Regions from separate parts of the Homo sapiens genome. Here region 2 is linked to region 1. The links are chromatin loops, found by intact Hi-C in ENCODE. Cell type or tissue: PC-3. All regions are shown on one strand. Each heading gives the region's core, and the rest is flanking DNA. Links, peaks and the distances in the headings are about the cores only.

Region 1 (15,761 bases), core at 3,580-8,579:
AGGTGCTCTGTCCCAGGGAGATGGGAGTTTTATCTGTAAACCCCTGACTGGGGCTGCTGCCTTTCTTTCAGAAATGCCCTGCCCGGGGTGGGAGGAATCCAGAGAGGCAGTCTGGCTACAGCAGGATTTGCAGCATTGCAGTGGGCTCCGCCCAGTCTGAACTTCCTGGTGGCTTTGTTTACACTCAGTTGGAAATGCAGAAATCACCCGCCTTCTGTGTTGGTCTTGCTGGGAGCTGCTGATGGGAACTGTTCCTATTAGGCTATCCTGCCCAGGAATACAATTTCGTTGTTTTAAGTCATTAAGTTTGTAGTAATTTGTTACAGCTGCGCCAGAAAATTAAAACAAGGACTTTCCAAGCATAAAACCAATGGAAAAGTGGTTTAAAAATGCACTTGACAACATAAAATCTTAAACTTACGTATGTCAAAAATAAAATGAAATATAAACTGTTCATATGGTTTTGCTAAAGACATTAAAAAGGATTAATAATTTCAATATATAAAAAATGACTAACACCCCCAAATTAAAATAAGACAGAGGTTATATATAGTTACACAATCTCTGAAATAAGAAATTCAACAGATAAAATATACATGTATATTATATATCCAAAATGAAAAGTAATCATATAAATGCAAATGAACTAATAATTGCTACTAATTTGTCAAAATTCTCAAACTCTCTTTTTTTTTCAGTATAGATGGGAGTATAAAATTTGAATACTAGCATCCTCTTCTCATGGGAGGACAAACTATATCATCCTAGAAAATAGCTTGATATGTATACATGTACAAGGAACTATAAGTGTGTGTTTTTGGCTCTGTAATTTAACTTTTAAAAATTAGTCTTAAGGGAGTCATCAGAATGATTTATACAAGGTTATTTTTCACAGAGCTATTTATAGTAGAAAATGATTGAAATAAAAGCAAGAGCTTAACAATATGAGAATATATTTATAATTATTACAAAATGATATAATGTAATACAAAGGGATGACATGATTATAAATTATGGTTTTTAAGTGTCATTAATGCCATCAAAAATGTTTTTAGTGGTGAAATCTAAAAGCCTAAGGAAAAAGTAAAATATCAGATTGATATTTGATATCAGTATATAGAAATTTGTGGCAGTAAAACAAACCAAGAAGAATTATGAGAAGGTACATTTAAAAAGCAAGCACAGAAAGACTTATCCGATTTTTGTAATAGCTAATTCTGCATGGCAGTTATGTAGGTGAATTAGTTTTCTTATTTTTAATCTCCAGTGGTTTTATAATGAAGTTTTATTAGCTTTACAAATTTTTAAAACATAACTACTTCCACTTCACAGAATATGTATAGCACACATCCATGTATTCAACATCAAGATTAACATATTGTCATATTTGGTTCTAGTCCATCATATTTTCTAGTTTTTAGAAAAATTGAAAAAATGACAATATAAAAAGTAGGCTCCCTCTCTGTCTGTTTCTAGTTAACAGTTATAATAAAGTTGGTATGGATAACATATGTAATTGGGAAAAATGATATTAAAATTTTAAAGAAAATAAAACCTTTGGTTAAGAAGGGTTAAGCCAATAAAGAGTAACATAACTTCCCAATATTTACAGCAAAACATTTTGACTGGCCAGGCAGACAAAGGAAGAAGAAGAAAAGGAAATTATCTGCAAGATGTAGAATAAATAGCTGTTTTTGCTTCTAAAATTCATTTAATAAACTCAATGATCCACTGGAGAGTGCGTAAACCATAGTAACTCCCCTTACCCCAGTGAACACTCACCACCTGGTAACTGTTGGTAGTTGTCCAGAAGGGTGTGTGAGAGTACTACTGCCCTGAAAGTATGAGTCTTAGAAGAACTTAAAAAACTACAGACAGTGATGACTCAGTGTTTAGAAGGTAAAATATGTGATAAGTTTAAATTATTTCTTCAAGGTCCTTTAAGCATGATTTACCTTCTGGATTACATCTGCATGAATTGACTACCTAGGCTCTTTTATAGTTTATATATTATGTTTATATTTTCAACATGAATAATTCTGCTTTGTGTTGGGCAGTATAAAGAAGTCATTCCCTTGTCACCATCCGATAAATAAATGCATACATAAATAATCATTCATACTATCTTCCTTTATTGCTTCAATATAAAAACCGGCATATGTGGTCTCCTTTCCAGTAAATGACAAACATAATGAATACTTAAAATATATATTTAAAGATAGTTTCCCCATGTTGATATTTTCCCTCAATTCTCCGCTTTCTCTTCAAATAACTTTTAGCTTGTCCTTTAAAGTGGCTGTTAATAATGTATTTGAGGGAAAATTATTAAAATGGATTTTTTTAAGGTACTTCAAATTCTTGACCATGCCACTCTGACAAATTAAGCACAAGTACTTTCTGCAGCCCTCCTGTGCATGTGCTATATGCCCGGCATGCAAATACTTCACAGCAAAAGGGAACTGGGAAAAAACCTTTTGCTTGGAGGCTGTGGCATGTGGTCAAGCAAATAATTTCATCATAAACTGAGCATTCACATGTCTTTTTGTGAGAGTCAGCAGATACACATTTATGTTCCTCTACAATATGTCTCTATTCTGCCTAGTGATAAACACTGCTTTTTTTTTAGCTCTATTATCTATGAGTTAAAATATTTTTTTCAGACACGTTTCAATAAACAGCACGTCAGTGATTGTCTATAGTGTTAAAAGGTTTTCTCTAAGCATATCTCCTAAAACAACTCCACTCTTTGATCTCTCTCTCTCTGATCCTCCCTCCCTCCCTCCCTCTCTCTCTTTTTAAAATTACGCAGTAAGTTTTAGGAGGGTCTGTACCTAGGAGAGACTACAAAAACGTTCCTTAAGACATAATAGCCCAGCGTTCCCACTATGAGGGAGTGTGAGGCTTCAAGGAACAGGAAACTTACTGCTCCTCAGAGACTGCATCTTCCCTCATGGCATGATCTGGGTCAATGGAAGGCTACATTTGACTAGATGTCTATGAACAAGTTCTAACCTCATGAGGAATGAGAGTCATGGGTGTATCTAGGCTTGGCAAATCATATGCAATATTTCATGCAGTTCAACTTTTCGCTTCCCTGTTTCAGAAGAATAAAGTGCTTCTCTGAACTCTGCTGGATTGCCAGTCCTCTGGCTCCTCAAGTGAGCCATGTTCCTGCCTTAGCTACTGTATCTGGAGATTGCCCAGAATCTAAAGTATCTCTAAAGGGTCATTCTTCAAACCCGCCCCTCTACTTGTATTTACCCACACTGAAACACTTTTAGATTAACTTCCAGTAGATAGAATTTGTTTTGAGAATAGCAATTGAGACCAAGATGGAAAGGAAATTAGTAAGGAGGAGATTTGTGCTGGTCACAGTCTCTCTCTCTCTCTCTGTCTATCATCTATCTATCTATCTATCTATCTATCTATCTATCTATCTATCTATCTATCATCTACATATATATAGATATATACATATTTAACTTCTTTTTGCCAATACATGCAGGTAAAATAAACACATCTGGCTTTCCTGTTCCCCATGGTGATGGGTTAAGATATATTTTTCATATACACAAGTTTCAGTAAATAATATATCAACTATTGTTTATAGTGCTAAAAATGTATTCATTAGGAATGCCACCTGTTTTTAAAGAGATAAAACCAAATACTATATGATACTGAAAAGAACCATGATTCCAGGTCTTATGTCATGTAATATGTGGAATTAGCAGTGCATTTGAGTCTGGTTCCAACTCTTAAAACACTAAATATGTCATCTTGGGCAAGTTACATCATCTTCCTGAGATTCCTTTCTAAAAAAAAAAAAAATTGTCAAGTACCTCTCTGCCTTATACAATTATTTCAGAAGTCAAGTGAGGTAAAAAATAAGAAAATTATTTACATAAAATAAAATAGGCTGTGCTTGCATAATGCTCTAAGGAAGGGGAAGCAGTTGCATCCTGTTTTTTTTTTTTTACTCTGAGACTGGTATTCTTTCTAATTGACTCTGCTCAAACGTATGAAATATTATTACCACATTTCAACAAGCCTGATTTCTTTCCTCTCTAATCCAAAATTATAGACTTCTGAAGTCTTCAGACATCATATTGCAAAGAGAAAATCTTATAATCAGTTACTTGCTGGGGATATATAAACTATACTGGTGTGTGATTTCTTTTGAAAAATTAATGTATAGAAACATATAATTAGGCATAAAACACAATTTCTTATGTATCACTTTATTACTTAGAGATATATAAAAATTTACATTTTGGTTACATTAATATTTTTTTTTTTCATCTGTGGTTTAAAACCAAACCAAAAAAAGAAAAAAAAAGTAACATTTAACTGTTTAATTGCTTCCATTTTGTTTGGGAAACTTAACCTCAATTTAACCTTTGTGGCTACTGTGCAAGTCAAAATCAAATGACTTTGACGATCTCAGTCCCAGAATAATAAACTCACTGGGGGCTTTAAACCTCTTTACCTTTAGCAGGGGGAGCTGAGCAGTCTTCAACTTGTTTGTGTTCATTGATTGATAATGAGCAGTTTCTCTGTCTACATCTGTGTGGGACCATGTGAGGTCTGCTTTAGCCTGCTGGGAGTTGAGAGGAGGGAGAGGCAATCACAGTGTGTTTAAAAAATTGTTCTAAGGATGACATTTGGGAGGCAAATATTTTGGCCACAAGCCAATGTAATTTTTTTTAATGCTAAGACAAGCTTGGCACTTTACATTTAACTTTAATCTGTTTTCATAATTCAATATAAATTGACACATCACTATTTCTATGTAATGGAAAGTTTCTTCAAGTGGTTACCTCTATCAATAGGTTATTTTTAAAATACAGTTATGGAATTTTATTCTGATTTCATCATTTGCTTAAAAAAATCTATTAGGCCTCAACTTTTACTTGTCAATTATTAAATACCAGTTTCTTGCTTTTGTTTTCTATTCAATTTGACAAAGTATGCGTATGTCCAGCACGCAGATAATCTCCTCAAGAGTCAATTTTTTCTTATTAAATGGAGATGAGACAGTAGCGATGAAATTCACAGAGCTTACTCTTACTAAGGGTTTCTCTTATCTTTAAAATTTCAAAGTATAAATAGGTTCAAATATAACCATTGCATTTTTGCCATTTATGTAACAAAAGAAAGGTATGTCAAATTTCAACATATCTATGGTTTAATGACACCATTAATTTCTTTGTTCTATGCGACTGACTAACTTTAATGATATCAACATTCTGGTTCAATATCGTGTTTTCAGAAGCATTGGTTAAAATGAAAAATGTCATTTGTTGATCCAAGGTACTATGTTTTGGAAGTGATCAAGAGAGCAGCTGGGCTGGAATTTCCGATTGAGGAATTCCAGGAGGTTAGGAGCCAGGAGAGCTGATTTACATGATTGTTAGCCAAGAGTGTGCTTCCAAGTGGACAGGAGGACTTGAAGCCAGTACACATGGTCAGAAGAACTAACTCCAGCATAAGCAGCAGGTTCTCATTTATTCTTAAGTGAGGACATCCATGCTAAAGTGAAGACAGAGAGATTGTCTTTGAGCCAGAAGGCTGACTCAAGAAAACTATATTCCTTTATATCTTGAAAGGCTATTCATGGAGTGGGTGTCCCACAGAAACCAAGCTACACAGTTAGTGACCGCCCTAGCACTCTTTACATAAAACTTATTATTATGTGACTCATCCAGCCTCACCACATACTGAGCTTCTCCTAAGCAGCAAAAGCCGTTTGTTTTATCCTGAGAGTGACTGGTAGGATTTCCTGGGTCACTGAATCTGTAGAATTCTTACAAAATTTAGAAGCTCTTTTCTGATTAACCAAGAACAAGAGAACCTAGACCTTCTTTTCCTACTCATGTGAGCTACTGATTAAAGAATGAGGATTAATATAATCACTAATGTGATTCAGCGTTCACAAAATAAAAAGAAAACAATTGCGGAGAACATATACTTATTGAGACTAGAGAATTTGGAGGGGGAATTATTCTTATAATAAATAAAACCACAAGAATAATATGGCTTTTAAAATGTCCTGTAATTCCAAAAAAGTAATTCTACCTGAGGTCAAAATGATGTAAATTTGAATACTCATCCGAATCCAGCAATGGACTCTTCTGAGTAACTGCTAGAGTGGATAGAAAGTACATCCTCCCAGCAATCCTCTTCCCTGAATGTCATTGTTCCCTGCAGAGACTTTGGTAAGTGTTCAGGAGGAGTAAGATCAGTGTCAGACCACTTAATTGTTACCTGGTGGGCATCATTCTATGGTATTGCTGAAGTGTAGCATCACATAATTTAACAGTCAGTCATGTGGAAATAGAATTGACAGTCACTTCTGAAAGAAGAAAGATGAGAAAACAATTCGTAGTCAAATAGAAGGGTACTGACCTCCATATAAAGGCAAACCACGCAATAACACAGAAAGAAAGAATTTTTCCAGATGTGGTATTGAGTCTGCTATAGCACACACAGCAAAATGGGCTACATGTAACAGAGCCATTGTTGAAAGTGAAGTCTCCTTCATCAGTTATGAACCTGTCATAAAAATTACTGCTTACCTAAGATATTTTCCCAATGCTTGAAAGACATTTATCATTTATTGAAAACCAAATTTCCCCATATATAAATCAGGAAAACAAATTGTTACCTATACAGTCATTCAGGATGACATGAATATTAAAAGCTTCCGCTATATAGTGAAGAATAAAAATATATGGATGATATAAAACATGTTATTTCACTCTCTCATCTATTTACAGAAATTGTATATATAAAATTATCAATTTATTTTAAAATGCGAAGTGTAATTTTTAATAAAGTTTCTAAGAGAACTTGGATCTAAAGGCTTTGTGGATGTATACTTTTGTGCTGAAGTTACTTATCTTTATTTTTATTTTATTTTATTTTTTTGAGACAGAGTCTCACTCTGTCGCCCAGGCTGGAGTGCAGTGGCAAGATATCAGCTCACTGCAACTACCACCTCCTGGGTTCAAGTGATTCTCCTGCCTCAGCCTGCCGAGTAGCTGGGACTACAGGCGTGTGCCACCACATTGGCCAATTTTTGTATTTTTAGTAGAGACAGGGTTTCACCACGTTGGCTAGGCTGGTCTCAAACTCCTGATCTCAAGTGATCCACCTGCCTCAGCCTCCCAAAGTGCAGAGATTACGGGCATGAGCCAAGGAGCCCAGTCCTGAAGTTACTTAGAATCATGCTTTCTACAAAGGCCTGGTTAAGAGCTATGTAACTTTTTTATAACATTAATTAAATCACACAGTAAGCATTTCCTGGGCATCTACCTTGAAGGGTTTGGAAATATATGAGTAGCAAGACAGATCTAGCCTCAGCTTATATGGATTCTCTAGCCTGATGGAGAGTCCAAAAAAAAAAAAATTGTGTTAAGGGTCACAATGTGTCTATTAGATTAAGTGGCCCAGTTACTTGCTATTTGCAACTTTAATGAGGTCAGTTTTGTAGAGATAAAATGTGTACAAGACATGGATATATATTTTATGTTATATATTTACGTATATATAGTATCCATTATGTTAGATATGGATGCATAATGTATGTATTCCATATATATGCATATAATATACATGCTTTATATTTAATACAGGGGGTGCAAAGTTGGGGTGGTTCTTCTCATCTGATGGTTAATACTTTCTCCATTGCAGTAAGAAGTTAAATTATATCTTGGAAGGAGGGATAGAGGAGGGCAAATGCTGTAAGAGAGAAAGATAAAGATACCTGGAAATGACTTCTGTGGAGAATTGCAGAGAGGAAGTTGACACAACTAAGAATCTCTGGGCAGCATTAGGACCTGGTTGCTGCTGGTCATCATGAATGTGTACCATTACCAACTTTCATTGTTCTGTGATTTTCTCCAGTAGTTCTGGTGGAAGCACGGAGATGCTAGACTAGTACAAATGATCCCAAATTGGGGTTTGGCAGAAAGATGCAAGAGCTTGATTAACTTAGATAAATAAAATATTAACATGATAGTGAATTACAAGGAGGATAGAAAGGAAATGACAAAAATGATGACAATTGAGAAAACAGAGAGATCAAGCTATCAAATGTGTGAATGAGACAAAATCTTGAACTGCTGTCCTCAAACATCTGAAAGAGAGAACTGGAAAGAAGGAGGCTGTGAGAGATTTAATCATCTCAGTCTTTTATTCTAAACTTCTCATGATGACAACAAGGGCCAGATGTGACTATTGGGATTTGGTTACTTAGGTTGAATCAAGTGGAGATGAGGTCAAGGAACTGAAAGGGCAGGTTGTCATCTGAGCAAAAATAAAGACATTGCATTTCCTTAAGATAGCTGTTAGGTTTTGCATGGGAAAAACAAAACAAAACAAAACAAAAACTTGAGTTGGGTTGCTAAAGTTTTCAGCAAATTACAGGAAATGATTTGAATGTGAGTGAAACTCACTAGGAAGCAGAATGAAGAGATAGAGCTGAGTGCTATGATCTAAAAGTATACGTGTTTGTACCCGAGTTGATCTGCGGTGGCTTAGCAAATTCCCTGAGAATTAAAATCAGAGGACAATGACGCATAATATTCCAATGGGAATTCTAAATATTGTACATTTCATGAAAATCCTTAGTTCTTGACACCTCTTCTTTAAAAATTTAAGCAGTTTTACTACAGTATAATGATTATAAAGTACACATATTTTAACTGCTAATTGGCACATATTTACAAAATGGACTTTCTGTGTAATCACCACCCAGTCAAGATATGGAATTACCTATAACCCTTGCTTTGTACACCTAATCATTATCCATACTCTGACTTTTATAATCATGGATTGGTTTTGTCTATTTTTGTCTGCTTTTATAAACTGCTTGACCTATTTGATGGCCTACACATATGAACCAAAAGACATTTATATGAAGTTAATGAAGTATTATTTGCAATTGACTTCCTCAAATTTTAATGAAATAAAATTTGGCATGTACTTCATTTAAGAAGAATGTGAGTCTTTTCAAGTTCTAGTTTTTGACTGCTGGGGAAAAGGTTCAAGTGAAAAGCAGACAGAAGTAAGATGAGGCTCCAAAGCTTTGGAAGTAGAAAGTAGATTGTCATCATGGAGTGAAGCACTCGGGGACATTACATACCTGGCTATATGTATGAGTCCTTGTCCATTGGCAGGCCTTGGTTCAAAGTTGAATTTATCAAAAACACCATAGCAAACAGAAATATCAGTTAATTTTTTATTGAGCACTGATCACAATACAGGCATTCTTTTGATAGCTGCGTATATATTATCTCTGTTATCTTCACAGCTATTCTGTAAATTTGCTGTTCTCCTACTTCCATTTTATATCTCTCTAAACTGAAACATAAATAATTGAGATTGTCTTCATCCAGGATTTCCATCCAGACTATCTCCCCCAAAGGCAACACTCTTTCATAGCCAGACTTCTTTCAAACCAAACCTTGACCCCTTCACAAAGATTGTAGAATTCCAACTGGAAATGGACAGGAACACATCTGTTACCCACAGCAACTCTGTTGAAATCTGAAACCTGAAGAATTACTCAAATGGATAGTCTTTGGTGAGTATTTCTGGAGTCTACATTCTCCCTTTTCTTTGGTCTAACCTAGAAAACTTCAGGGGCGGATGTCTCTGTGTTCTTGTCATATTTCCATTGATTGCAAAAGTCTTATGGTTTTATGCTAAGGTCACATTCATTATCAGCCTCATTATGAGAGCTGATTGGTAATGAGAAAAATGGCATATAGATTAGTAGGCATACCAAAATCACTTCCAAAAATAAAAACAGAAACACTCGGCACTGATTTTTTTTTTCTGATCCTTTAAACAATTGCCAACTGAAAAAACAGGCAAGACTTTTAAAATGTTAATGTCCTCTTTATTATGATGGCAGATAAAACAATCCTGCGTCTATCACTTTTTAATTCAGATTTATTGAATATCTAGAGATTTATAATCCTTTCCCCAAGCACAAGAATAAAATATAATATATAATTAGCATCTGGAGTTTTCTGAAGACGATGTGATTGACGGAGGTGACAGAGATGATGTAAAGGTGTCAATAGCACTTAAGTCTCTGTATGTTTGATTGTGTGCATTTACAGTCCCATACCTGCTTAAATACATACATAATGCAGAGAAGAATATGAACATGACTATCTTCCACAAGAAATGACATGCTACAGTAGGTGGAAAAGTGTTGCTTTAACATACCTAGTAGTCAATAAGTGGTATGTGAATTTGTGAAGTGAATGTAGTACCTATAGATGTACTATATATCCTATGATACTTAAAGTTACATCATTATTTAAAAGTAATGATTTGTCTCTAACTCATTTATCTTTGAACAAGGGAAATATATTCTTAAAGCTCTATTGAAGTGCATTACAACTGCTCTGAGACTTAGAGATCCTTTGGACATTTTTAAAGCCATTATTTCAATCATTATTTTATCTAAAAATACTGTTTTAAAAAAAGGCAAATAAGGAAAACAAAAGCCTAGTGAATTTTAGCATCTGTCTGAAAGTAGTCTAGTAAACCACTGTAATAAAAATGATGTGATATACTGAGTTTGCTGAACAAAGGGAGCTTACAACACACTCCAGGGTAGCAATGAAGGGGTTACTGTTTATCATAATGTACAACGGGATGGAAAATGCATACTGGCTTTCAAGTTCAAAGGGCTTGAAGAAACTCTGGTAACTTTATCCCCTTTAGTCACAAACTGTGAGACGACATATGGTTAACATCCTTTTTTGGTGTTATTTTTAAACTTGTTTATGAGACATAAATACAAAGTATTCTAAACCCTATAATGACTTTTCTCTCTGAGTGGAAACTTGATTGTGATGGCCAAGCATTACTTCTTGCAGTTTGACTATCTGATGAATTTTCTCTTCACTGGTGAAGCAATAATGGATGCTGGAGAAACCAGAATCCAAAAGACTAATATATTATATTGTTGCTCTTCTTTTTTTTTCTCTTTTGAGTTTTCTCACGGCATAGGTATTCCAGACATAGACAGCTTCGATGGTTGAAAAGGGGATTTAGAGAACTGCCAAAAATCATTTGGAGAAAGAGAGTGTCTCCACAATGTTCCATGAATCAAATGGTAACAAGGGAATATTATTTTCTGACTAACTTAATTTCTGACTCTATAGCAGCTAAAGGTTTGGTCCTCCTAAATCACACAAGATTTTTTTTAAAGAAAAGAAAAGCCAAAGGAAGTAATAAATGTCAAACTCTCATCAAAAACAGGCTGGGCACTTTAATTTTTTTTTTTTATTTTAGTCTTCACTGGAGTTCTTTGAACTTGTAAAAAGTAACCCATCTGCAGTTCAGATCTACTGTAAAGCTGGTTTACCATGCTACCTGTTTTAAAACTTACATTTTTTTCCCCAGGAGATTAGGAAACCGGGACCATAATACATTATTAAATATACACATCTATTCCCTTTAATTTTCTTTGGTATATATTTAGAATCCCATACACTGTAATCAGGTAACATTTAAAGTATTAAGATGCATAAACATGTGGGTACTAGCTATAACACTGAAGTCATTTGTTTTAGGACAAGAATGTGTACCTGCTCTGAAACATTAATCCCCACAGAGGATGGCCAGGGCCTCCCAGTAGAAATTAAACAGTGCCTGCTGTGATTTTCTCTCATCTGATTCATCAACTATGTGTGTATTGGCTCTCTTTAAATGAAACTGAAAAGCAATAAAGACCCAGAATGAAATTTCATAAAGACACTACTTTTTTTCTAGTGCTTAATTGTGGCAAAAAGTATATGTTTTTATTCATAAAATGTAAAGAAAATGGTTTAGATGAAATGAATATCATGACACAAACAACTTAAACTAGTGAGACAAAACATGTGGACCAAAATCATATAATATGATTAACATTTTATTTCTATATTAGACATATAAACAGAATGGTATTTCATTTCTTGTGTTTCTTACTTTTTCTGTGACAAGTCAAATGTTATTGCAAATACTCATGTGACATATCTAAGACAAGACCGAACAATGTCTCATTTAAAGCTCTGAGATTCAGGTCATTGTCTTCGTGTTCAAAGACTCGTTCTCCCCTTTCTTCTAGCAACACTGCCTCACACAGGGTCAGCACATTACTGGTTCCCCTTTCTTCATCATATGGATTCACATCCAGCATTTCATTGACTTAGGGTGTTTCTTTTTGGGGGTCAACGGGTAGAGGAGATATGTGGCTTTCAAGCAATCCTTCTGATATAAGCTCATATTTCCAAAGGTCAGATGCTGCTATTGCTTAGTTTGTAACTGTTATTACCTTGACCTCACTTCCTATGTATAATAGGTATTCATGGATGGATGTTTAGTATTGTAATGTTTCTACTGAACTCTTAGGGAATTCTTTCCCACCATATAAAAGTTCAAGGGAAAGAGAAAATGTGACATAGTAATCCAAAGAAAGATTTATATGCTGTATTTTGAGAAGATAATTCTACCCAATTCAATATTATGCTCTCATCCTTGTGGGAAAAAAAATGGGGACAGTCACTTTGGTTTTTGCAGGATTTTACACACATTTTCAGACAAGCAAAAATATCCCCTATGTTTCATTTTTTGATATCTGAGAGTTGAATAATATTTTAAATGCTTCAGGTCACAATGCATATTTGCTTAGTGTGCTTTTCACAGAATCCTAGAAACAGCTGGTCAATTTTTATTTATTAATCAGTGCTGCTTTACTGCTCCATGAGACAATGAGAAAATGGTGCAATCAAAATTATAGCCCAAGATTCCTCACTTCTAGTCATAAATTCCAACCACAAAACCTCATTCTTCTTTTTAAGGTACTGCTATAGGAAACTTGTCTTATTCCAAAACCAACACTCTAGGGATTATCTAAACCAGAAGGGATGATTTTTTTTTTTTTTTCCTTTTCTGAGCTGTGGCCTTGCCATCTGCTATATTTCCCTTGTTTCACAAAACTGGTTTCTATGACCAAGAAACTTAAGTTCCAGCAAAGAAATAGGATATCTTATGCTGGTCTTTTAAGTTTAGAGAACAGTATGTTTCAACAACCTCAATGTTGAGATACCTGTATTTTACATATTTTCATATTATTTAGTTTTTCAAAGAATAAAGCATTTGAGCATTAAAAAATCCACATGTATTTTAAACTAATCAATAATAATTTCCAGCAACTTTTCACTTAGTTTACACTATAGGTGATAGGTTTTATGGGATACTATTTTTCAATTAATTCTATGCAACACACAATTTATGAAGAGAGTTTTGTTTCTTCTATACTTGTTCTGAATAGTATGCCACCTCCAGGATAAATTATGACCAAAGAGACGAGTATGTTTTTTACCTCTTTCATATCTCCACCCACTTCATTCTGAGAACAGAAATTGGTTCCCTAAAGCTATGCAAGATTAACTTCCCAGGTGGAAGTTATGTAAGATACATATATTTGTCCATGAGGTGTAGGGAATTGGGGGTGAAATGAAGGAGGGGTTTGGAGAAAGGGTTACTTGAATATACAACTGAGAAAAAAAGGAAAACATGAAAATAAATAATTATTATGTAATTTTCCTGCAATAAATCCTAGGTACTTATTTTAGAAGAAAATAAAAGAATATTTATGGTACTGGGAAAAAAATGGGAATCTTCCCTTGCTAAGATTAAACGTTGCCCAGGAGGAGATATAGATGTCACTAATGAAAACCTTGGGTAGGAGAAAAATTAAAGCAAGCTGCAAGTGAAGATCTAAGTGATTAGTGCAGTTAAAAAACAAACAAACAAAACAAAAAACAACACACGCACAAAAAAAAAAAAAGAAAAGAAAGGAAAAAAAAGAGCAAGCAAGTAGAGAAATTGGCATAAAATGGCATAAAATGAAGGCAAGCCCCTGGCTGTTCTCTGGAGAAAGGGAGTGTTCTAGAGCACAGCTCATTGTAGATGCCGATACACAGCAAAACTTTTGATGCTTCGTGTCAGGTGCCTACTGCCTACAGTTGTTTTCAAAGACATTTTCTCATATACTTTGTTGCATCTACAACAAACAGAATGATGCTTAGCATTTAGTTGGTAGTAAATAAATACTTGCTGAGTGAACAAGTAAATGAATAAATGAGGGAATTAATAAAATATGAGAATAACTGAATCATTTAAGCGTGGTATATCTTTAAGAGCTTCATAGAACAAAATAAGTAAAACATTACTCTCTCCATAATACTAGGTCACTTTATGTCAAATAAATAATGTGTACTAGGCACCATAATAGGTATACTACTGATGGCAGCGACAACCCATCTGGAGCTGCCATTGCAAGGATGCCAGCTGCAGGAGGAGAGGTGCAGCTATTTACTACATAGGTCCAGTGGGAGCCAGGAACAGGCGAGAGCCCCACCCGCCACCAAGTTGGTGGGGCAGGAGCCCACACTCCCAAGCTCAGTCACAGATGCCCAGCCACAGCTCCAGACCCCAGTATCCCTGCACTCTCCAGGGACCAGAAAGCCTTTCACCCCTGAAGGCTCGAAAGTGCCTGTTCCCACTGTCTGGCCTCTCCCCACTCCCGGCACCTACTCCAATTTTGGACCAGAGTTGTAGCCAACCCCAGGTGCTGTTGCAACACAGTTGGATGTGAGTGCTCTCAGGGGTGGCTCTGACATGCTAGCCCCTGCTGCCTTGGCTCCCTCTGGACTTTGGGCACAAATGAGCATGGGAAGGAGGCCAAGGGGGGGACTGAGGGAGGATTGGCATAGGCCTTCAGGCAACCCTCAGCATGAACAGCCTGTGCGTCATGGATGATATGTTGATGGCAGCAGAAGGCAGATAGGCTTAGGGGCAGAAAGGGGCGTATCCTTGGTGAAATCCCACCTTCAAGCCAGGGACTTCCTGAAGCCTGAGGCCCAGACTGTCCATTCCAGGTGGAGTCTGTGGCCAGGAGTGAAAACTTATGGTGCTTTGTCTGGGCCCCCCATGGCTGTCCATGGACTAATCAACATGCATTTCCTCCCTTTTGAAGCCCATAAACCCCCCAGATTCAGCCCAACTCACACAGACATTGGGATTACCAACTGTGAGAAGGAGATACCCAATCTGGGTCTCTTCAACTCATTGGGATGACCTGGCTGTGGAAAGGAGCTACCCACTCAGGGTATTCTTTCTGATGAGAGCTGGAGACCCATCAGGACTGCCTGTCTGTGGATAGGAGCTACTCACTTTGAGTCTGTGGAGACCTGTCCTGTCACTCAATAACACTCCTCTCTACCTGGCTCACCCTCCAGCTGTCTGCATACCTCATTCTTCCTGGACACTGAATGAGAACTCAGGACTCACTGAATGGCAGGACTGAAAGAGCTATAATACAAATAGGCTGAAAAACCCCCTTGCTGACCACATTGTGGGTGATGAGAAGGAAAAAAAAGCTGTGGCCCTTTAAGGATCCAGATCTAGGGGCTCCCTGAGCCAGGGCTGTAATACGTTATTTGGGGCTCTGTGATTTTTGGCATCTCCATGCTTCCAGGAGCCACCACATTCCCCTCATCCAGACATGGGTGCCCACAGCAGAAGCCGTTTGAGGTGCATCTGATCCAGCTGCAGCCTTGCACAGAGCCAGCACCTGTGCCAGTGCCTGGAGCTGCCCACCTTACCACACCAGCTGGCATGCTTGGCTGTGCACAGAGACCAGATCCAATGCTCACTCACTCATGCACACCTTGCTGCTCTCCGCCTGG
Region 2 (15,761 bases), core at 6,091-11,090, 77 kb after region 1:
ATATTGCTAGCATCAACTAATAATATTATTGAATGCATGTAGTTGGAAATGTAAAATTATTTATAAAAAGTAAAAGTGAAATACAATTTCATTTGCAAAATAAACGAACAGTTTAAGGTATCTTTGTTAGGTCATTTTGTTCACAGAAGGGAAGTTTTAGTGTACTTGAGAAATAAATTATTTTTTTTTTCTGCACATGGGTTTATTTCACAGTAAAAATATAAACTATGTACAATTGTTGAATTGCAATTATTATACAATGTGGGATTGTCATGATGTAGTGAGAGAGCAGGAGATTTGAAATCACATGAAATTTCTCCAAATTACTTGCTGTGTTACACTAGTGCAGGTTGTCTAATCTCTCTGTGCCTTCCTTCTTTCTTTAGTAAAATGAGTATCATTGTGATTTTCATGTAAAATTATTGTTAAGATGAAATGATGAGGTATATAGAAATGTTTGACTCACTGGTGTGTTAAATATATACTGGCCATCAATATTGGTGAATTACCTCATATTAGTCCAATATGTATTTAGCTGAATTTCATTCTTTCTTGTTGACTTTAGGAAAGAGTTCTTATTTGATAATAACAAGTTTGATTACAATCACAGTTTTCGAAATTTTAGTTTACCTCGAAAAAATCAAGTGATTTGGACACAATGTATGGAGGAGAACACATAGATTGTAAACCTAAATCCAGTTGATAATTCTAATCCCATGTCATAATCATTAGTTCTCTTTTGGTTAACTCTAACTGTATCATTACAGATTTAACTCAACAAATATTTATTCATGAAAATTGCTCTTTATTGTATGTTTTTCCAAGTTACATTTACATGATTTGTGAAACAAAATGAACTATAATTATCACTAAAATTAAAATGTTAGGATACTAGTTTATGAAAGTGCAACAGAGACTCAATATAACACAATCTCTCTGCACAGTAAAATCAGCAATAAGCATAAGAAAGTAAAATACACATGATCTAAGACCAGACTGCCTGGGTTGATATAATTGCTCTGCAACTAACCAGTTATGTGACCTTAAGTTTAATTGTATGTAAAATGATACTAATACATAGCAATACTAGGTACTAGTCCATTTTCATATTGCTATGAAGAAATACCAGTGGCTCACGCCTGTCATCACAGCACTTTGGGAGGCCAAAGCAGGCAGATCATGGGGTCAGGAGATCGAAACCATCCTGGCTAACACAGTGAAATCCCGTCTCTACTAAAAATACAAAAAATTAGCCGGGCGTGGTGGCGCACGCCTCTAGTCTCAGCTACTTGATAGGCTGAGGCAGGTGAATCGTGTGAACCGGGGAGGCAGGGGTTGCAGTGAGCCAAGATAGTGCCACTGCACTCCAGCCTGGCCGACAGAGCGAGACTACGGAAAAAAAAAAAAAAAAAAAAAAAAAAAGAAGAAGAAGAAGGAGGAAATACCTGAGACTGCATAATTTATAAAGAAAAGAGGTTTAATTGACTCACAGACTCACAGTTCCGCATGGCTGGGGAGGACTCGGAAAACTTATCATGGTGGAAATCACCTCATCACAGGGTGGCAGGATGGAGAATGAATGCAAGTAGGGGAAATGTCAAACACTTACAAAACCATCAGATCTCATGAGAACTCACTCACCATCATGAGAACAGCATGGGGGAAACTCCCCCCATGATTCCATTACCTCCCACCAGGTTCTGCCCTTGACACATGGAGATTATGAGAGTTACAATTCAAAGTGAGATTTGGGTGGGGACACAGAGCCAAACCATATCATACTACTTACTCCATAGTGTTGTGAGAATTAAATGAATTAATACTTGTAGAACAAATGTCTGTCACAAGCATCCTACAATAAAATACACTTATTTTCTCACTGTTATCATCATTCATATTTTAATTATGGATATGGCTTGGCTATGTCCCCAACCAAATCTCACCTTGAATTGTAATAATCCCCATGTGTCAAGGGCAGGGCCAGGTGGAGATAATTGAATCATGGGGGCAGTTTCCCCTATGCTGTTCTCTGGTAGTAGTGAATAAGTTTCACAAGATCTGATGGCTTTGTAAATGGGAGTTCTCTGCACAAGCTCTCTCTCTTGCCTGCTGCCATGTAAGATGTCCCTTTGCTCTTCCTTCATCTTCTGCCATGATTGTGAGGCCTCCCCAGCCATGTGGAACTGCAAGTCATTTAAACTTCCTTCCTTTATAAATTATAAGTCTCAGGTGTGTCTTCATTAGCAGCGTGAGAACAGACTAATACAATCATTTTAAAGAAAACATAACTTTTTAGAAAGATACAAAAATAGTATTTGAGGATTTAAAAAATGTGAAATCACATCAGTCATGTTTAAAGTCCATACAGGCTTCCTGAAGGACTTTGCATTTGAGAAGAGGGGCTTCCATTTCTAATACTGAGGGAGAATAGCATGGCAGGTATGTGTGTATTCAGTAGAGCCACACTGCCTAGATTGGAAACTTGATTCTACCACTGCATTCACTGGACAAAATTTGGCAAACAACCACAACTGTGGCCTTCATTTTTTAACCTGTAAAGTGAGGAAAATAATAGTATACCCTTTGTCAGTGTATAATGAAGATTAAATCACTATTTAAATGAACATGATCAAATACTATGATTAAATGCATAATAAATGCTCCATAAGTATTAACAACAATGCTTTCTTTAACGTTCTCTGAAGATTAGCTATCAATAGATTGACTTTAATTAAACTAATTGTGCGTTTTGTTCTATAGTGTAATATTTATGTCAATCAAAAGTATCAATACTCAAGAGTACTTGATTTCCTCTTCAAAAGATGCAATTCACTGTGGTAGGGTTGCTAAAGTTTGCTAATATTCATGTTAGCAAAGCTCTTAATCTACATGTTTTTTGTCACTAATCACTACATAATCAAGTGTGCCACATATGACAGACAGACCGCCTTCAGCTAAAGCAGAACGTAAGTACAATTCCTTTCTTATAAAGAAAACACTTCTCTGATGAAGAGAAATCATGTCATTTCCTGAGTGGAAGTTCACAAGGGGGTACTTGCAATGTACAAAGAGTGAAAACGAGTAAATTTTGAGTGGAAACATAGGGAAAACTCTGAAAAAATAGTATAAAATTAAAAAAAAATGCTTCCATGCTAAATATGACCCCTTCTTACAATGAACTATAGTTCTTTAAAAATGGAAAGCTTATTCTCTGATTATATTCTGTCATAAATCATATGGACAGATGTGCGCCTTAGTCATGCATCATGGTTGATTACCATCATTCAAGGTTTATGCAACACAGGCTAAGAATTTTATTTTTTAATTTAGAATTTAATTTTCTGATATTATAACAGACAGTAATATCCCATGAATTTTTCTTTGCTGTAGTACATCTGCACAATAGAAATATTTACATCAAACATCTTTCTTTGTGACTTTAAAATCATATATAAATCTGTTTATTCTCTTCTAGAGAGTAGCATATTTTAGTTTTTAAATGTGGTTTACAATAAAGTGTTTGAAAGTTTGTAATTATGTATTACCTTTCCTAGCTGTTAAAATAAATGGTAAATCAACACAATGTCAAAACGTGTAAATAAATAAAATTATCTGAAGAACTAGTGTTTATCAGTGTGATGGCAGAGCCAATTTAAATTTTTGGCACAAAGTCAAGGATTTTAAAAAATTACAGTGTGTGTGAAGACCTTTCAAATATTGTTGAGCTACAGCAGCCTGACTTAGGTGGGTGGGATAAATCCATAGGATGGTTTCCTTCAAAAGCAAACTCTATAGGACCAGAGTAACCTATTGGAGCTTCCATTCAAATCTTGTTCATTAGTGCAAGTCAGAACTGTTACACAGAGAAGATTAACATGAGATTACTCAACATTTCTATTAGATAGAGTCCAGATTTGACACTGGTCATGGATATAAAGTTAATGCTGAATTGGCTTTGGAATTCCATCTCATAGTTATCTGCCAGCTCCAGTGAATGAACAAAAACAAGATTGTCATAAAGCAAAAAGAAAAGAACATATGGCTGAAACAAAACAAATGCTGTTTTGGCTGATAGATAGCAAAATGGTAATTATATATACATTGGCAATCATATTTTATTAAACTAGAACTCTAGATAACAAAATATGTAATTTTTTTAACTTTAACAAGAAAATTCAAAATAATTTCTGAATTTATTTTTCAAAGAGACTTCAATTTATTATGAAGCACATGGTCTTAAAAATCATTTTCTAGTCTTGTGAAAAATACATACCAAAATATGCTTAGCTGAATAGACTACAATATATAGGTGAAAATGGAAAAAAAAGACCAGACTACAGTATAATCATTAATCATAAAAATAACTTCATTCTTTCAACATTCAACAAATACTTATTGATTGATAAAATGTATAAGGCATGTGTGGCATTGTAGAAAACACTATAATTCGGTAGATGCAATCCACTCCATCCGTCAAAGACCTTACGTTCAAAAAGAAAGACAAAAAGATACTTTATAAAATATGAAGCATGAAAACAAGTGGTATATCTAACAGAATAAATGCTATATATACCATAACTTATGTTTGTCTTTTTAAATAATAGACCTACAGACCTGTCACAATGGAGAATGTATATATCTCTATCTATCTATCTATCTATCTATCTATCTATCTATCTATCTATCATTTTAAAACAATTATTTAGTTGGGTCAAGTATGGAGCAGAGTTCTGAACTCTGAAGTTAAGGCAATGGATACATGAAGTTCCTGCTCCTATAAAACTAACATTCAAGTGAAAAGAAATAGACAATCAACTAATCAATCAAACAATCAAATTATGATTTTAAAAAATACTACCGAAGTGAGGCAAAAAAGAGAGTGATGAGTGGTGCTGTTTTAGATCGGAAGGTCAGGGAGAACTTCTCTGGAAAGGTCACATTTGAACAAAGATCTGAATAAAGACAGAAGATTTGCCACAGGATATCTGAATCTGAGACAGAAGAGACTCAAAGTATACAGGGGGAAGTATTCTTCTAGGAGTAGCAAGGAAGGCCATGTGGCTGCAGTGGTCCAAGCTAGGTGACAGGTGGCAAAGGAGATCAGCGATATATGAGGGAGTATAACCACCAAGAGTCTTGTAGACCATCAAGGAATAGGCAGGCCAGGAGGAACCTTGTATTTGTAAGGTTTTGAGCAGAGGAGTGATATGATTTGCCCCATTTTATTTTATTTTAGATAATAAAATATTTAATTAGCCAGTAAAGATTGAATATATTCAAGGAATACAATGATGTTATTCAATATACATATACATTGTTTAATGATTATCACAAATTAACACATCCATCACCACTCGTGCTGTAATTTAAATCACCAGAACTTGTTCATCTTGTAAGAGAACATTTGTATCCTCTGGCCAACATCTCCCCATTTCCCCACCCCCAACACTAGTATCCACTGTTCTGCTCTCAGCTTCTGTAAGTTTACCTTTTCAGATTCCACATGTAACTGAGATCATACAGTATTTGTCTTTCTCTGTCAGGCTTATTTCACTTATCATAATGTCTTTCAGGTTCATCCATGTTATAAAAATTGGCAAGATGCTCTTCTTCTTTCTGGCTAAATAATATCCCTCTGTGATCTGGCGTACTTCAAAAGAACCACTCTGGCAACATGGTGGAGTATGGATTATAGAGCTGCCTGTGCAAGCATGGAGATAATTTAGAGAGCTTTTACAATAGTTTAGAGGAAAGATGCATGTTGGTTGCTTATGCAAGGGCATTCATAGTGATAATCACTAAATAAGTATTTCTGATCAAATTCTAAATTGATTAATTCTATAGTATAAAGAGACAAATATAAACCAAAGTTAAGTGTTCTATGAAGCATAAACAATAAATATTTTCTTGAATTATTTGCTTTTGACTGATTTGGGTTTTTGGATATATAACTAAAACCTATGGGTAAATCACAGTTTCACTGTGGAGTTACAGAAAAGATACAGAATGATTAATTTTATTTTGTGAAATTTCCTTGTAAAAAATTGAATTTATAAGTGATATGTATTTAATAAATATTTTATGTATATTCATTTGATGATTATTTTTATTCAGTTTTGTGAAAATTTATGTGGCATAAAAATTTATCCTTGTGTTGAAAATAGTCTAGAAGGCTGTTACAGGCACAATATCATAGACCTGTTTTTAAAATGATAGCTTGTCTGACAAAAACAAACAATAGGGAAAAGACTCCCTATTCAATAATGGTGCTGGGATAGCTGACTAGCCATATGCAGTAGACTGAAGCTGGATCTCTTCCTTACATCATATACAAAAATTAACTCGAGATTGATTAAAGACTTAAATGTAAAATGCAAGACTATAAAAATCCTGGAAGACAACCTAGGCAATATCATCATGAACATAGGCATGAGCAAAGATTTCATGGCAAAGAAACCAAAAGCAATCACAACAAAAGCAAGAATTGAAAATGGGATCTAATTAAACTTAAGAGCTTCTGCATAGCAAAAGAAACTAACAGAATAAACAGACAACCTACAAAATACTTGCAAACTAGGCACCTAACAAAAGTCTAATATCCAGCATCTATAAGGAACTTAAATTTATAGAAGAAAATAATAGGTTATCTGAAATATGCAAAATCTGTTGATGAGTTTATTGCTACTCTTAATAGATTCACAATATTTTCAGAGAGGTGAACATTTGCCTATGAGAGAATTCCAAAAGATCTTTTGAAATAATTTACATAAAATAACTTAATTCTAGGCCATTAGGTATGTTCAATGACAGTCAGAAAGCAGGTAGTCAGTTTTCATTGGAATAATCAGGGGGCACTTCATGTAAAATAAAGTAGTCATGATGGGGGAAAGGGTGAAAAAAATGCTAGGAAGGAAAGGAGAAAGAGAGAAAGGGAGGTAGTGGGAGAAAGAAAAGCAGGTAGGCAAAGGTAGTGGGAAATAATGAACCATTGATATATGCCAAGAATTATACCAGGATTTTTTCACATATAGCAAGGTACTATCAAAGAGCATGTGTAATTTCTAACAGAGAATGCATGAGAGCATGAAAAATTATTCTTGATTTTTATAAGATCTCTCAGGATATTGTATATGAGATCTTTAAAAAAATCTATAAAATTATGAATTGTATATTTTAACCATCTTTTTTTACAGAATGTTTAATTTTTCAAAGTAGCATTATTTTAAACTAGCTCCAATTTTATAACTTTCACCACTGCTAGCTAATGCAAGTAATGTGGCATTTCATCAGAGATTTCAAGCATAAAAGCATGCAAATGATGCAAGCTTCAATGTAGAAAAGCAGCTATGGAACATGGTCTCTTTGATAAATGGATAATCATAAGGCTGTTTTCCTTTTCGCTAGATTTTTTAGCCAGAGTTAAAATGTAAACTAGGATTAATGGCAACAATATAATGTAATATTTGCATATATTCTCCACACAATTAATCAAACAGAAAGATAATTTATAGTAGTTCTAACTTATTGGGATAAAGGTTAGATTACGATTTCGAGTTTATGAATTAAATCTTTATAAGTGCTTCCATTTACCTTTCAATAATCAATTTTGTTGGAGTGCATATAATTTCTTTTGTACAAATAAGTTTGCTTGTAAATTATTTTTTAAAAGCCAGTGTAATCTTTAGGAATATTACTCAGAAAACCCAAAATGAATGAGGACTGGAAATTGGAGAAGTCAGTTATTATTTATGGCAGACCTATTTGGGAAAAACCATTTTAGTGTTCTCATCTTTACATTTCATAATACTCATTTGCATTGCCACAATACCATTTGATAAACATACGTAAACATGAATGACCTCTTTAACACCATGTCCTACAGAAAGTTCTGACATAACATAAACGTTCAGTTCTTGAAAGAAAGAAACAGTCAAAGAGAAAGAAAATGAAAGAGCAGGAGATAGAGGGGAAGAGAGACAAAATAGACAGTAACTTTTAGAATAAGAAGCTTCTTATATGAGAAAAATATCTTTGAAAAACGCAATGTTGCTTGTAATGCATAAAATATTTGAAAGCTTCTCTTTTGATGAGATAGACTCTTATGTACATTGAATCAGTCGATTATAACTGATCTATTTCGACAACCTATGGTAAATTTATACAGAATGAAAATGTCTTTTATTGTATTGACTTTTATTCATTTTGACTCATTTCCTTCCTTTGTTCATTCAACAAATATTTTCTAAGGATTTGGGGCCTCTACAAGATACTACCAGAAACACAGTTGTGAATGAAATGCAGTCTCAGCAGAAAAGGAGTTCAAATTCCCATAGAAGGGAAAGACATACAAATACATGATGAAAAGAAATGCAATAATTTAAATGAATCACACACAGGGTTATACAAAGTCTCTGGGAAATAATTTCAACTTCCTCTCACATATAATTTCCTAACAGAGGTCATTTTCAACCTGGAACTTTTTATTCATTTATTTATTTATTATTGTTATACTTTAAGTTCTGGGAGACATGTGCAGAACGTGCAGGTTTGTTAAACATAGGTATACATGTGCCATGGTGGTTTGCTGCACCCATCAACCCATCATCTACATTAAAACCTGGAACTTTTAAGAAAAAAAAACCCGATTGCATCAAGCAAACGGGGATGTTGTGAAGGGGGTAAGAGAAATCAATGACATTTTGGCAGAGGTAACATTATGTATAAAGGCATGAAGGCAGTAAAACATTGAGTGTTCAAGACATTACACGTAATTTTCTGTTTCAAACCAGACATTTTAATGAAACAAGTAGGTAAAAGATGAGTTTTGAGATGTCATGCAGCCGTGTCCAACCCTTTGAATGTGAGAACCTTTTTGCTTAAATGTGGTGGTGGATATCACCACATTATGCCGGTTTATTTATTTTATTTTATGTTTTTCAGCTCATCAGCTATTGTTAGTGTTAATATATTTTATATGTGGTCCAAGACAATACTTCTCCCAATGTGGCCCACGGGAGCCAAAAGGCTGGACATGTGTGGTCATGGCAAAAGATTTGAGGAAGATTGTAATCAAAGAAGAAACATGCACATATCAAAATTTTAGGAAGGACACTCTCCCAGAGACCTAGAAGAAAGACTGAACAATTAGATCATGTGACTATTATAATATCCAGGTGAACAATAATGAGATTCTAAAATAAGATGGAGGCCGTAGTTTTGTTTACCATACCCTTATAAAATACAGTGCTACATTATATTTTCTAATTGAAAATTAAAATAAACATTTAGTGCAAAATAAGAGGGAACACAGTGTATAATTTCAAAAGCTGTGTTATTTTATATCACATACTTGCACTTCTCTTTGTGCTTTCACATGGGGTCTCTCTGGCCTTGAAATAAATTACAGTCCCACACTGCAAAATTTTATGGTATTATTTTTCTGGCCAACTTAGGGCTTGTAACTGCTGGTTTAATTGATGTGTTTCACTATTTGATTAATTCAATAATAGTGATTTTGGGCCAATCATAATAATCCATATCAGATTCCCCACACTTTTACCTAATAAGCAAAGATGAAGCATAATCTAGAAAACACAGAATCTCATAACCAATAACATAAGTAAAATAAAAGCAAGGCCAGTTATGTGCAATTTATTTTAAGGCATCACTGGCTTATACTTAGCAGAAATAAATATATTATATCCTGGATATATGTCTCGTTGCTCATTTTAACCTATATAACAAACCTGCACATGTACCCCTGAACTTAAAAGTTAACTTTAAAAAATAGATCTCATTATTAAGTATTTTCATAGTACATTTCAAAAGTGAAGTTATCTCAAAAATAAAGTATGGGTGAGAAAAATGACTTTTTAAATGTACCTCCTGAACAATTAGGAATTCTAATATCAAACTTTGAAACAATTTTAAAAAGTAACAAATTATCATATGCACTTACTTAATAAGATCTACTGACTTAAATGTTTCCAATGAAGTTCATGTGTTTAGATGAATATCATAGTAAACATTCGGAAGATATCAGTGGCAGAGATGGTGAGGACATAAAGTAGGAAGGCACATGTACATTTTCATCTCTTATCACTGGAAGGGTATTACCTAGTTTATTTTTCCTTTACCACCCAAAATAGTCATCTACAATTGACTTTCTATCACTTTTTTTCCCCCTGTGGTACATGGGATATGGTAGTTGTTTTTTATTTATTTTTTTGCATGCTTACATGACTAGGTATTTTAGAATACTACAAGCACTTTTTTTAAAAAATAATTCAACTCCTCCATGAAGCATAAGCTAATGACTGCAATGGTCCTTCCCTCATATTCTGAGATAAGAATGGTTTGGATTTTATTAAATCAAAGAGGATGAAAAGTATAGAAATGGATTATGTTCTTTATCTATCTGTTTGATAAGCATATCTGAGGGTGGCTAGCCAAGGCATTCAAGACATAAACCAATGATTCCATGCCATGGAAAGAAAGGAAAGAATCATACACTGTTAGGTTTTATAGATCAAAGTCAGTATCCTAGGTTTTATATTTGAATGTCATGACCTATGTAGAAATGTACTGAATGAAGTTTCAAATAGTCAATACCTGTGACAGATATGGTTTTCTTTTTTGAACTATTGATTGCTTTTCTGAGTAATCTCCAAATCCTACTTTGAAGCCATCCAATCTGGATCACAAAAATACGTCAAGAACTTTAGGGTATCAAAAAAACAGAAGTATCTAAGATGACTAAGGAATTTGCCAGGGGTATTTGGAAGAATTTTTGGCTTTCTTCCAAAGATTTTTTAGCTTGAAATCAAGGCTTAATATTTTATGACAAGAGCCTTCTACCTTAAACAAAGTCTGTTGAGTTTCTGCTTTTAATCCCAACCCATAATTTTATAATAAAGTTTGAAAATGAAAGATTCAGGTGATTCTAGTTACTTTAACTGTTTCAAATTCACTTAATTTTTAAGTTAAGTTTTCATTGCCCCTTATCTACAATGCATTGAAATTGTTCTTTATTACTAGCAGTTTGTGGTTTTATATGCTTCTAACTAATCATTGTTCATTATACCAAGAGAATCAGATTTCCAACTATGGTTTGATGTCATTGTGTATATACAGGACGTCCACAGGTGCCTGGAAAGCCATAAAGAAAAAGAAGGAAACCAGCCAAGACTAAAGTTTCACAGATCCAGATGTGGCTGCTGCTGCTGTTTGGGAAAAAAAAAATAACACATTTTAGACCTTGGCATTTCAGCATTACAGCTGGCAAGTAATAAGAGAGAATGAAGTCTGTGTGCGTGCATGCGTGCGTGCATGCTCCTTTTGTGGCAGAAAAGGGGGAAATGGAAGGCAGGAAAGTCCAATCTGCTGGAGTAAAATAGAAATGTGGATGAGAGCCTGTTCAACCCCACTGGCAATGAGGTATTTCCCTTTTATTAATGAAATGTTCTGGCACAGTGGAAAAATATAATTTGCATGAATGAGCACATCAATCTAAAAAAGTAAAAGTCCTGACTCCTGGTCATTTCTTTCAGCTTATTCACAAAATTCTCATAAGCAGGATTCAGTTGTCTTCCTCTTTAGTTAAGTTACTTATTTTTTACCATTATTCAGCCATATATACCCTTCAGAGAGAGTTCCAACAAAGGATCTGGAGACTACATAGGTCATTGAATCATGTGATATGTTAATATCAAGTGGCTCATAGCAGATGTTCCTATCAGAATATTACAAATAAACCCAAAATTCTAAGTCCCAACGACTCATTTCCAGAAAAAAATAACATTATATTTGCTTAATATTAAAATGTTATTAATGTGATTGTAAATTATTATGAATTATTTTTCATGTATATGTAATCTACCTCTTTTTATTTTTCACAGTGCCCATCACTGGATACACCACCAATGAAAAGAGATGTTCTTAATTCTACGAAGTCTTGGACAGTAGTCTGCAGAAATCTAAATGGCAAGACAAGTTAACATCTGTTCATTCTTTACTATAAGTCTACACTTACAGGATAAAATTGAGAAAAGACAATTTAAAATCATCCTAATCTGAAGAAGCTAATCCTTGTTTTCTTTCAGTGGCAATTTAGTGTGGTAGTTAAAAGAACATAGCTTTAACATGTGGCTGTGACGTCAATCCAAGGCACTGATAAATTGAAATATATGTGTGTGTATACACACACACACACACACACACACGTATGTATAAATCTGTGCTTTATTTAAAAAGCATAGAAGAAAAAATAATTTATTTTTTAGTTCTTACCCCAGAGTAAATATTTACAGTTCTTGACTATATTAAAACATTGAGTACCTTTATTAAGTTTACTATACTGAAATATGTTATTATTTACATGTCTTGACTCCCTACATACATATTATCAAGGTAATGACTTAACATTTCAGAGTTATGAATCATTTTATCATTTAGGATAAGAAAGAGAAATAATGCAATCTCATTCTATAAAAAGTCATGATTCCAGCTAAGACTGGTATCTTTAATAATATATCAGGACTTGATTTAGGGAGTCAATTCATTAGTTATTTAGTTACCTCCATTGATACTATTTTTGTGTAATTGCTGGTCATGATGGAGCATGTCTTATATAAGATGTGAAAAATGACAATTGTAACTTTGTACTTTTTGTGTCAAATTAGAAATAGCTTTTAAAACTTGCTGTCTTCCAAAATCCTCAGTTGAAGCACCTATCAAGATTTTCATCACAAAAAACTTTGAGATCTCCATTGATGCTCCCTAAGTTGGTGTTTTCACCTCTGCTAGATTGTACAAAATGCAACACAAGGAAGAAAGTATCCTCCACTGGCTAGTATTCCAACTCAGTAACACTCTAACTTGACCATGATGATATCGAAGATTTTCTACAACACTGACTCTAGAGTCTTTAGCCTCATCATTTACTTCTTTACCATAATGCTTAGCACACATAGAAGAAACTAAAACAAGCAAAGAAACAACACGATGAGGTGAGGAGAGTGACTTTAGTTAATAGAATGATACGAAGGAGTACTTAATTATTATTTCAAAATTTCAAACTGTTCTAGCTTGCCAGGATATACTCTACTTTCCAAAGAAAAATTGAAATGCAGAAAAATACAGTTCTAAGACAAGAAAGTAAGAACATAATCTGGTAAATGTGCTAATTTTGAAATATTTTAAGGAAGGACATTTTCAAAGGTGTAATGCCTATGAGCACTGACACATTTCTCTTTTGTTTTCAGCTTGTGACTTTTATCCAAGACATATGCTATACATACAAAGTGACTAAGTATCTGTTATAATTTAAATGAATTCTAAGCCTTGGGGCATCAGGGAAGTTATTTTTAAATTTTAAAGGGAAATTACTTTTGAATTTGCCATTGCCAGAAATTTAATCTGAATGCACTGAAAAGAAGAGATGTAGTTTTCACTTTCTGGATTGTGCTATATCCTATATTTAACAGATTTTGTCATATACTTAAAGTCCACCAAATGTACTGAAAAGTAATAGTATATATCCATGTTTCATTTTCTTACAATTGACTAAATACTAAAAACAATAGTTTTTTTCTTAAAAGTTAATCATCTAAAATGCAATAAGTCATCACAAACTAAACTTTGATCACTGCTAGTTTAAGTTCTGTCTATATAATTCCAAATCTCGGAATTGATCTTTTTAAGAGTAAATATTTTGGATTAAAAGTTTATTTTCCATTTATATATTTGCTATTCTACAAATTTTGTTTTCATAAATATATTAATAAATTTTATGTAATGAAGATTTCAGAGTAATGAAAATATTTTTATAATTAACTTCTAAAGTTAATCTCTATGTTCATAATCTATAATTTACCTCATGAATTTCAATCTAATTTCATGTAACCTGAGATGAGATTTTATGGATTAGAAAAGTTTCCAGAAAACTAGGCTACTTACAATGTATAATTACATAAATAAGAAAAATATTTTATTAAACTAATGGCTTGTAATAAAATAATTTTAGCCCTCCATCCTTCCCCTTATTTCCTGCACTCTTCCTCCACCTGTTCCCTCAATTTTCCTCCTTGCTTCCTGTTTTGCTCTTCCTTGGTCCTGGCCCTCGCTTCTCACCACCTCTGTCTTACTTCCCTATTTCTCCCCCAACCTGCTGCCTCCTGGTCACCCCCATGTTCTTTTCCCCAACCTCAATCCTCCCTTTTACTACCTCCCTTTCCACTTGCCCCCCTGCTTCTTCCCTCCTGTCTTGATCCACTTTTCATCCCTCCATCTTCTCTCTTGTTTTCCTCTCACTCACAACCCCTGCCCTCCCACCACTCCCACCCTCCCCTCCTGGTCCTGCTCCCTGGCTCTTCCCCTGGCCCTGCCTCCTCAATTTCCCCCTAAGTCCCACGCCTCATTTTCTACTTAGACTACCCCCTCATTTTCTACTTAGACTCATGCCCTCAAAAAAACAATAATGATTTTATCTTGACATTTTTTGTGAAAATCTTTCTAAAATGTGGTACAATTTCTAACATGCTGTATATATTTTCTACTATAAATGCTTTAATATTTCCTTACTGATAAAAATTCAACCTTAAAATTTTCAATTTTTTGAAATACTTTGAATCTATTCTGTAAGATAGGGAGGATAAACTCTCTAAATTACTAGAATTTCCTATTGATTTTTGTATTTTTCTCTACTATTAATTTATTATGAATGTTGGTTGCAAATAGGCTTATAAAATAGATATAATTGTACATAATTTCAATTGGTCTTGGTATAATAATGGACTACACTACTTTTATAACAAAAAACATGAGTTTTACAAATTTTGCACCTTTATTCTTCAGATATTTTGTATTTATATTTTGAGTATGAAGGGTTATTCCCTGATAAAAAATATATTTTTACATTAGCAAATATAGGTTATAGTTGTGGAAGATAATAATTTATTAGTCCAACTAAGAAATTGTGATGGGTGTGTGAGAGAGAAAGTGGGAGCAAGAGAGAGATCTATCTTAATATCTATTACATACACACACAATATGTTTAGTTTTCGCTGAAAAGCGAAGATTATGCAATTCACATTTTCTTTGGGAATTTGATCATGTTATTTTTAAATGATAGACATTTATGAACTATGGAACAGGCATCTAAGCAAATAAATTATAATTAATAATAAGAATGAACGTATGACCTTAGAGAGTGAATATACTAACTAATTTTGTTTACTGACATTATCTCAAATTTCAGAAGTGGTCTAAGGAATCCCTGCCTATTTGAAATATAATGTGGGCTACATATTTAATTTTAAATTTCCTAGCATTCACATTAAAATAAATAAATTAAAAGGTGAAAGGAACTTTAAGAGTAGATTTTATTTTACTTAATATATTAAATTATTATTTCAGTGTGTAATAATTTAAAATTTATTGAGCTATTTTACGTGTTTTTTTCTTATTGTGTCTTCAAAATCTGTCCATTTCAACTCAGATTAGCCCAGTTTAAGAATTCAGATGCCACATGTGGCTACTTGGTATTTATAATATTGGACAAGACAGGTCTAGAGTGTAGCTAAAATCCAGTAACAGCATGATCTTCTTTAAAAAATATCAGAGCACCTTCTTCCTAGACACCATATTTAGAAGAATATAAGCAGGCAACTGTCACATTTAAATATTACAATGACTATAGAAACAAACCTTCTATGAGTGCAATTAAGAGGAAACTTTTCAAAACAGAGGAGGTAATTAAGTAG

Evidence for each region. Hi-C counts contacts between places; a loop is a spot of excess contacts. Peaks named below come from ENCODE experiments on the same cell type or tissue, not always from the same donor. Only the 100,000 strongest peaks of a DNase experiment are listed, where the experiment ranks them.
Region 2: a loop joins it to region 1, with 5 times the contacts of the local background. A loop is called at or near these places in 1 of 110 quality-filtered maps.

What each region holds. Positions count from the first base shown.
Region 1 is chr7:84,245,970-84,261,730 of GRCh38, forward strand. It overlaps a transcript of SEMA3A not described here. Among named protein-coding and RNA genes, the nearest start is that of SEMA3A, 59 kb to the left of the region's middle. RefSeq lists an enhancer at 4,846-6,045. In PC-3, for the core only: no CTCF peak of the experiment used is centred there; a DNase peak (open chromatin) is centred at 5,682; H3K27ac peaks cover 1,548 bases.
Region 2 is chr7:84,320,478-84,336,238 of GRCh38, forward strand. It overlaps a transcript of SEMA3A not described here. Among named protein-coding and RNA genes, the nearest start is that of SEMA3A, 130 kb to the left of the region's middle. In PC-3, for the core only: no CTCF peak of the experiment used is centred there; no DNase peak of the experiment used is centred there; H3K4me3 peaks cover 579 bases; H3K27ac peaks cover 1,835 bases.